2 separate regions of the Homo sapiens genome follow, and region 2 is linked to region 1. A link is an interaction called in ENCODE POLR2A ChIA-PET data of the cell type or tissue named here. Cell type or tissue: PC-9. All regions are shown on one strand.

The links. ChIA-PET counts read pairs that join two places held together with the same protein. Peaks named below come from ENCODE experiments on the same cell type or tissue, not always from the same donor. Only the 100,000 strongest peaks of a DNase experiment are listed, where the experiment ranks them.
Region 2: POLR2A ChIA-PET joins it to region 1 with 20 read pairs; 1 of 35 experiments calls an interaction of 5 or more read pairs at or near these places.

The regions. Positions count from the first base shown.
Region 1 is chr1:178,236,018-178,241,017 of GRCh38, forward strand. All of the region lies in intron 1 of RASAL2 (RAS protein activator like 2), which reads left to right. Among named protein-coding and RNA genes, the nearest start is that of RASAL2, 140 kb to the left of the region's middle. In PC-9, no CTCF peak of the experiment used is centred here; a DNase peak (open chromatin) is centred at 2,884; H3K4me3 peaks cover 1,565 bases; H3K27ac peaks cover 5,000 bases.
Region 2 is chr1:179,058,282-179,063,281 of GRCh38, forward strand. All of the region lies in intron 4 of FAM20B (FAM20B glycosaminoglycan xylosylkinase), which reads left to right. Among named protein-coding and RNA genes, the nearest start is that of TOR3A, 21 kb to the right of the region's middle. In PC-9, no CTCF peak of the experiment used is centred here; DNase peaks (open chromatin) are centred at 640, 2,770 and 3,280; H3K27ac peaks cover 4,724 bases.

The sequences.
Region 1 (5,000 bases):
TTATCTAGTTGTTATCCTACTTTCTCCTGCCTACCAGTATTTTTTTAATGCTCATTTTCCAGATACTGGAATTGGAAAGCTATTGATTACCAAACCTTCAGATAACCAGAAGATAGTCTCTTTTGTTCAGATATTAGGTGCAAAGGATCTGACCCAGTGTGGTCATGGTAGCTAATTGTTACATCAGCTATAAAGTTGTTGGTTTTTTAGATTATGCCTAATAATCTTGAGGGCTAAGCTACCCCAACCTATAATAGAATTTATCTCTTCATAAGTATATACTATGATGGTCCTCGTAGAGGTATGATACTGTAATAACCATGTACCTGTCTCTCAGCTTTAGAATTTGCAGTTACACTTGGTTTCCAAAAATCAGAGATTCTGGATTTTAAGAGCTTAGACTAGCCACTAAAAACCTGTAGAATGTCTAATAATCACCCCAAATTTTTACTAGTCAACCAAGTGTTATTTTTTATCCATGTGGCAACTGGGTCATTTCTTTGCTTCTCAAGCCTATAAAGATTAGTAATTCCTTGGTTTTCAGTTGCTCATTGTTTTCCAAGGAAGTCTTAAAAAACAAAGGAAAACAAAAAACAGAAAGGGTTTGCTTTAAGCATTATGATTGGTAGTTTATTTCACTGTTTAAAACTTTAGGGTATAACTTGCACAAAACACTAGGCTTCTCTAGCTTTTACTTATGAGCAAAACTTAATCTGTGATATTTTATATTGGACACTACTTTTTTTTTTTTTTTTTTTTTTTTTGAAACAGAGTCTTGCTCTGTCACCCAGGCTGGAGGCCAGTGGTGCGATCTCGGCTCACTGCAACCTCCGCCTCCCGGGTTCAAGTGGTTCTCCTGCCTCAGCCTCCTGAGTAGCTGGGATTACGGGTGCACAGCACCAAGCCCAGCTAATTTTTGTATTTTTAGTAGAGATGGGGTTTCGCCATGTTGGTCAGGCTGGTCTCGAACTTCTGATCTCAGGTGATCCACCCGCCTCAGCCTCCGAAAATGCTGGAATTACAGGTGTGAGCCAGCGCGCCCAGCCTCCCTGAGTACTTTAAATGCATTTTATCTGGTTTAATCCTCCGAATAATCCTGCGAGGGAGTGTTATTCTCATTTTAAAAGTAAGGAATTAGAGCCTCAGAAAGTTTCAGTTACTTCTCCAAGACTACACAGCTAGTAAGTTGTGGGTCCTAGGTCTCTTATGATTCTGTGCTCCTCCATTTGGGGGCCCACTTTGAACACATGATGTTTGAGAGTTTTTCAGGAACTTGAGAGCATCGCTTCAAGCAGTATTGCGGAATAAAGGGGCAGGAGTTTAGCAGCAGAGGTTAGTTCCCATATGAGGATATACATTTGGAAGCCATCAGCCCATGGACATTGAAGCCACAGGAGTGGGTGAAATCACACAGGCTAGGGATATAGTGGGAGAGTAATGAGAATGTTGAGACTAGCATCCCAGCCTCAACACATCTGGACATCTTATTCCAGTCTAACCAGTGTCTGTTAACAGAGCCAGTGGTTTACGAGTATAGACTTGGAGTTTACCAATGTGGTGGTAACTTTAATATTCTTACTTTTACATATACTTGCATACACACCTTATTTATTTTTGTTTAACAGCTTTTTTGAGATATAACTTACATAACGTATTTCATCTACTTAATACACACAATTCAATTACTTTTTTATTGTGATAGCATGCACATACCAAAAAATTTACCACTTTAACCATTTTTAGGTGTACAGTTCAGTGGCATAAGTAGCTTCACATTGTTGTTCAACCATCACCATCATCCATCTCCAGACTATTTTATCTTCACATACTGAAACTCTGTACCCATTAAACACTAACTCCCCATTCTTGCCTCACCCTAGGCCCTGGTAACCACCATTCTACTTTCTGTCTCTATGAATTCGATTCCCAAGTACCTCATATAAGTGGAATCATAATATTCTTTTGTACAGTTTATTTTTAGTATTTTTACAAAGCTGTACAAGCACACCACAATTTTAGAACATTTTCATTACACCAAATACCTATTAGCAGGCAATTCCTGTTTACCCTTAAAGGTCCCATCCATCAGACCTAGGCAATCAGTAATATACTGTCTCTATAGATTTGCTTATAGATGCTATATAAATGGAATTTTACAATATGTGACATTTTGTGTCTAGCTTCTTTTACTTAGCATAATGGTTTCATGGCTCCTCCATGTTATAGCAGCAGTACTTTCTTTTTATCACTGACTTTCTATTGTATGGATATACTATATTTCATTTATACATTCATCATTTGGTGGACATTTGGGTTGTTTCCACATTTGTGCTATTATTAATTATGCTACTATGAACATTCATGAACAAATTTTTACGTGAACATATGTTTTCATTTCGCCTGGGCATTTACCCTTGTATTTTGCAAACAGTGTATTCTGCCTCCAGAATAATGATTTGGTGTTTTGTGACCTTAAGTCACATTAAATTTTCCATTTGTTATCTGAACATGTAATGGTGCTGCTACTTTATTATTGTTTTATATCCGTGTATTCATTCAGTAAAATATTTCTGTGTGTATGTGTGTATATACACACACACACACACACTTTGATCACCTCAAGTACCTATTAGCAATCACTATATATATATGTAAATAAAATTTTAGTCTTAGTCAAATACCTTCTGTAGTTAGTAATTTCCCACACCTCTGCTCAAAATATAAATATAGTTCAATGTGATCTAGAGTTTTCAACTGGTAGCTTGATTACAATGAACAGTATGATTTGTCTGCATTTCCAGGATGATTGTCATCCTGGAATGATTTATCTGCCTCAGGCAAGTTTTTATTTGGTTTCTCACACTCAAGGCCAGTTTGTCTTTGTGAGGAAGCAAAGAGAAGAGTAAGATGAGTAATGACTCTGGATCTATGATTATGAAACCGTATCCTTATGAGTACACAGGTTCTTAGTGACTGAGCTTGAGTCAGTTAACCACAGGTATTTTTCCTGTCATTCTCATGTGGAATTTTCATTGAAATGTCTTAAAAAAATTTTGCCTCTAATTTCTGGATTTAAGGATGATTACTTATTCACCTTTACAAAGTAGAAACCCTATTCTATCTATGTTTTTAGATTTTGTCACCAAAATGTCAAAATAGTTTGAATCTTAAGGGATATTGATTCATATAATTTAGCATAGTATATAACCATAACCTTGGTCAAACTAAAGAGTATTTTGAAAGCTATGTGTGTGGTTTGTTGTTCTGAAGTAAAGTGGTATCTGGTGGTTAGAACATAAGAGTTACTGTCAGCATTTGTGGGTTTTCTTCCCAGATCCAAGCTTTTTTAAAAGGAAAGTCAGAGTCCATGCCTGTTGTATGTTTAGTGCAATGGTTTACATACTGTAGATATATTGTAAATACTAGTGAAGATGTTATACAACTGGCAGAATAATATGCAATAAATCACTCACAATATGTGTAAAATAATGATAGTTGTCACTGGTACTTAGTGATTCTATTATTTAATAAATCTTTCTTTGAGAAAGGCATGATTACTGTTTCCAAGTAGTAGTGTGGTATTTTAAGCAACTTATAATAAACATTTTTAGTTCAAAGTGGTTAGACATTACTCTCTATCCAAGGGACTTTTGAGGACACTACCTCATGGACACCATCCATATATCACAGTAGTACATGCCAGAATCTAAGAGTAAGGAATACGTTTAAGATTGTGTGATGATTCTAATATGTGGACACGTTAGGCACTGATACTCTAGTATTTAAGTTTTATTTACCTCTATCCTCTTGATGGCATCCTAAACCATGGTTCTTAAAGCTTGAGCTGGATGGAGGTGTTCTGCCCCTGAAATAAGGTAATAAAGGTATTTTCCTAGCTTATTAAAAACAGATGAATGGTATTTTTATTTAAAATTTTTATTTTATAAATTTTTTAACATTGTGGTGCCTTGCTATCCCTTAGCCTATAATAAAACATAAAATATTTGCCTTTACACAGATTTTTATACTTGATTATTTTGTCTTTAATATAAACTTTTGTAATTACTTTTTGCCCTGTGATGTAACATTAGGGCATTGCTTTTCAAGCACAGTGTTTTATGAACATATGTTGTCCACAGTGAACAAGGTCAGTTGCTAGTGGAAATTATGGAGTTGCTGGCTTACTAATCCTCTCTAGCCTATTATTTCAATTTATTGGACTGTTAGTGATACCGCAGATATTGTTATTAGTCCCTAGATGTAGACAGTATTTCTTTGAATAATGCTTTCCTGTTCATAGAATTCTAGATGTATCATTTTGTTTAGCCAAAAGGAACTTAATACTTTCCTGTAAACCCTATCACTTCAGATGTTAGTGTTTATTGTATTTCTTTACCAATAAAGAACATTCATTTAAACACAATAGGTCCATTTTCTTATTTTTATCCAGTTTTTTTTTCTTAGCCTTAGACTTTATTTTAAATACAAGAATATAAAGGGATGTTTTATCCAAAAGCAAATGGCATTGAAAAAAGACCACTTTAAATTATTTAAAGCAAGTGTCAAATTTTCATAGTAAATAATGTATACATGTGTTGCTGGAGAGGATATTGGGAATTTATCTTAAATGAAAATTTATGAAAATAAACTTTTTAGTCTTTTAAACAAAATTTACATTATAATTGTAACTATATACTAGTTATTAAAATAAAGTTATTAAGCTAATTATTAACAACTTTTTGTGGTATTTTTCCCTGAACAAAATTGTGTGACTGCAAATCAATATCCTTCACTTCACATTTTACTTTGGAGAATTATTTTATTATAATGTTTTTTAGGAAAATTATTGGAAGATTTTGTTAGTTTTTAAGGTTCCTTTTTATTTCTATTATAATTATTTTATTTATACATATTTTTATTTTTATTCATGACTTTTTTATTGATTAGAAACATAAGCCCTCTGGTGTATCCTACTGTCACATTGTTCTAATTGACCAGTG
Region 2 (5,000 bases), 820 kb after region 1:
TTCTTGTAGAGACAAAGTCACATGTAATACAAATATGACGGTTTGCTCCCTGCCATCATAATAGAAGGAAATGCTAATTTTTAGTAGAGGTTAGTGAAAATAAAGATGTAATTTTGTTCCCATCCAGCTTACAGACCCTATGAGTTGACCCTGTTCCAGGTAGAGGACAGAGCCTGGACAAGGGTGATGAGCAATGAGAGAAGAGCAACAAGCTCAGGAGACTGTGCTGTTTAGCTGAAGGAAAGGATGTGTGGGGGCTGGCCAGTGAGGAAGACAGCTGGTCAGGACAGTGTCACTGAAGGGCCTGTGTACCATGCTTAGGAGTAGAGACTTTCTCTTTAGGCACTAGAAAGCCATTAAAAGAGTTTGAATATGGAAAAATCAGATTTGAATTTCAAGAGCGAATTGTGGCAGCATTGTCAAGGGTGCATTGGGAAGGGGAGAATCAAGAGCTGAGAGCACTCTGGGAGTGTTGTGAATTCATATGTAATAAGAGAACTAAAGCAGGGACAGGGAATAGAAAGATTTAAGGGCTATTCAAGAGTTGGAATGGAAAGAATTTGGTGAACATTTGGGCTGGGAGAGCAATTGAGAGAGAAGAAAAAATTAAGAATGACTCCTAGGTTTCTGGATTGGATGACAAATGATTAGTGGAGCTGTTAACTATTTTAGGAATGTAGGGAGAGGAGCATATTTAGGGAGGTGGAGCAGAGAAAGATAATGAATTTAATCTTGGATATTTTGTTTCCTTCACAGGCACATCCAGGAGTAAGTGTAGACTAATCATTTAGGAGCTAAAGCCTACAGTTTAGGAGAAAAGGCTTGGCTGAAGCCATAGACATTCTTGTCACAGTTGGTAGTTCACCCAAGGAGAGCATGGAGACTGAGTTGATCAGAAAACCAGTTTTTAAAAGTTTGGCAATCCAGGAAATAGAGGTTCAGAGCCTCAGCTCATGGTACTGAAACAGGGATATTGAACTCTGGAAAGGTAGATCGAACCATGTTATTAAAATAAGTAGCTGGCATCGATTGGTGTCTGACAATATGTCAGGCACTGTGCTAAGCATTGCCATGGATTGCCTCATTCACTCTTCACAACTCAGTGGTGGAGGAGGTACTATTGTTGTCTCCATTTTACAGAAGTTGCTTAGAGAGACTAAATTACATGCCCAGAGTCTTGCAATCTCATCATTAAACTAGTCTAAATGTTAACCCCAGGAACCTGACCTCAGACCCCACATTCTCCCTTCTAGTTATGAAGATTCTTACTTACCAAACTCAAGAGTTTGGATTGTATCCTATAGGAAACAGGTTTCCTATACCAGGCAGTATTTTGTTTGTTTTAGGGCTTTACATTTTTATTTGAATCAGTAATGGATTCACACAATTCAAAATTCAGGGAAATTCAGGCCAGGTGCGGTGGCTGACGCCTGTAACCCCAGTACTTTGGGAGGCTGAGGCAGGAGGATCACATGAGGCCAGGAGTTTGAGACCAGCCTGGCCAACATGATGAAATTTCATCTCTACTAAAAATATAAAAATTAGCCGGGTGTGGTGGTGCACGTCTGTAATCCCAACTACTTGGGAGGCTGAGGCAGGAAAATCACTTGAACCCGGGAAGTGGAGGTTGCAGTGAGCCGAGATCATGCCACTGCACTCCAGCCTGGGAGACAGAGCAAGATTATGTCTCAAAAAAAAAAAAAAAATTCTGTGAAATTCAATGAAAAATTTTCTCGTCTGTCTAGTTCCTTCCCCTTTCTCCAAGTGGCAACCTTTAACTAGTAATTTCCTTATGTCTTTTTGTATGAAATATATATATATTTTTTTATTTATCTCTACCATTTTATACAACATATGGCACACTTTGCATACTTCTGCATCTTACTTTTTTTACTTAATAGATTCTAGAAATCTGTATCACATCAAAAGAGCTTCATTGTTTTGTTGTTTCACACTGCAAAGTGTTCCATTATTTGGGTCTACCATAATTCATATAACCAGAATTTTATTGGACTTAAATGTTGTTCCAATATTTTGTTTTTACAACCAGTGTTGCCCAGAATTACCTTGTATATATGTCAGGGGTCCCCAACCCCTGGGCTGCGGAATAGTACCAGTCTGTGGCGTGGTAGGAACTGGGTTGCACAGCATGAGGTGAGGGGTGAGCGAGCATTACCGCCTCAGCACCAGCTCCTTGTCAGATCAGTGGCAGCATTATATTCTCATAGGAGCACAAGCCCTATTGTGAACTGCACATGTGAAGGATCTAGGCTGCACGTTCCTTATGAGAATCTAATACCTGATGATCTGACATGGAGCAGTTTCATCCTGAAACCATTCCCACCCAGTCCCCAACCCCTGTCTGTGGAAAATTGTCTTCCACTAAACCAGTCCCCAGTACCAAAATGGTTGGGGACCACCCATATATATTATTTCACACATGAGCAAGTATTTCTAGAAATGGGAGTGCTAGGTCAAAAGGCACGTGCATTTTAAGTTTTGATAGGTGTGGCCACATTATCCTATATAGATGTTTAACCAGTTTATATTCCCATAGAAATATATAAGAGTGACTCTTTCTGCTAGCTTCACCAACAATATGTTATTAAACTTTTGGTTTTGTGTATTTCATATGAAGCATCTTTTTGTTTGAGAGCTATTTGTATTTTCTGTTAACTGTCTTTGCATATCCTTTGCTCATTTTCTGCTGTGTCATTGGTCTTACTGACGTATAGGAGTTCATCCCTAGGGCATATAGTCTTTTGTGACATGAGATGTAAATACTCTTTGTCGAATTTTTTTTTTTTTTTTTTTTGAGATGGAGTTTTGCTGTGTCACCCAGGCTGGAGTGCAGTGGCACAATCTCGGCTTACTGCAACCTTTGCCTCTCAGATTCCAGTGATCCTCTCGCCTCAGCCTTCCGAGTATTTGGAATTACAGGTGCACATCACTGCTCCCAGCTAATTTTGTATTTTTAGTAGAGACAGGGTTTCGCCATGTTGGCCAGGCTGGTCTCAAATTCCTGACCTCAAGTGATCAGGAGTTCACTTAGTATGATAGTTGCCAAATGGTGATTTTTTTTTTGAAATGCTCTCTCTCAGCAGTATCACCAAGTGATGATTTTTGTATTTTTATTTTTTTGAGACAGAGTCTCACCCTGTCACCCAGGCTGGAGTGCAGTGGCACGATGATGGCCCACAGCAGCCTAATCTCCTGGTCTCAAGCAATCCTCCTACCTCAGCCTCCTGAGTAGCTTGGACTACAGGCATGAGTCACCATGCCTGGCTAATGTTTTTACTTTTAGTTTTATAGAGACAAGGTTTCATTGTGTTGTCCAGGCTGGTCTCGAATTCCTGGGCTCAAGTGATCCTTCTCCCTTGGCCTCCCAAAGTGCTGGGATTACAGATGTGAGCCACAGTTCCTGGTCATCAAATGATGATTTTTTTCATTCTATCGTTGCTTCTAGACCTATTAGTTGTCATTCTGTTGAAGGGTAGAACTCCCCTGCCTCCACACATTCATGTGCTTATTTATATCACCATGAACTCACTATGAGCTACAATTTATGACCATTATAATTATTTGGATGCTTAAACTGTTCCACATTTGGCCGGTGGGAACCTCTACAAACTAGTTCCTGTGTCATTTTGGAATGGTCCCATCATTCTCCAAGCACTTTCTTGCAACTGGCATAACACTGTGGTCCAGGATCATTAAAAGGAACCCTAGTTCCTTTTTTTTTTGAGATGGAGTTTTGCTCTGTCTCCCAGGCTGGAGTGCAGTGGCGCAATCTCGGCTTATTGCAAACTTTGCCTCTCAGGTTTCAGCGATCCTCCTGCCTCAGCCTTCCAAGTAGTTGGAATTACAGGTGCACACCACTACTCCTTAATTCCTTTTAATGTGGTACTAAAATGGTATTTAGGAACTACCCTGTGGGCGCTAGGTGTGCTCATTACTTCCTGGGTGTCATTGTTTCCATGTTCTCTTGAAGGACAGAGGTGGGAAATATATGTATATGTGTGCATACATACACACAAGATACATCTGTATCTTTTTCTGAATCTGTGTGTATTAAAACCATCAATTCAGGCCTGGCGCAGTGGCTCACACCTGTAATCCCAGCACTCTGGGAGGCTGAGGTGGGTGGATCATGAGGTCAGGAGTTCTGAGACCAGCCTGTCCAATATGGTGAAACCCCATCTCTAATAAAAATACAAAAACTAGCTGGCATGGTGGTGGGCGCCTGTAGTCCCAGCTACTCGGGAGGCTGAGGCAGGAGAATTGCTTGAACCCGGGAGGCGGAGGTTTCAGTGAGCCAAGATCATGCCACTGCATTCTAGCCTGGGCAACAGAGCGAGACTCCATCTCAAAAAAAGAAAAACAAAAAACAAACAAAAAAAAACACCCATCAATTCAAACTAGTATTTCCAATTCTAATTCACCACTGCAGGATTTATCCTGGCTTTCTCTCTTTCTGTATGTTTAACTCTCTTCTCCACTGGTGAGAAGCCTGGTTACTGTTACACTCAGTCTGTCTACTTATTTGCTCAACTTCCCCCCTTCCTCTATACCTACCCCTCTATGTAACCAAACTCTTGGCCACACTTGGCCTAGTACATGACCTCTTTTGCCCTCCCCTGGGCACTCTGGCCAAGATCTCAGCCCTAATGAAGAAGAGGAGGATGTTACTTTCCTTTAATTAAAGTGAGTTCAGGCCGGGCGCGGTAGCTCACACCTGTAATCCCAGCACTTTGGGAGGCTGAGGTGGGCGGATCACCTGAGGTCAGGAGTTTTGAGACCAGCCTGACCAAATGGTGAAACCCTGTCTCTACTACAAATACAAAAATTAGCCAAGCATGGTGGCATGCGCCTGTAATCCTAGCTACTCAGGAGGCTGAGACGGAAGAATTGCTTGAACCTGGGAGGCAGAGGTTGCAGTGAGCCAAGATCTTGCCACTGCACTCTAGCCTGGGCGACAGAGCAAGACTCAGTCTCAAAAA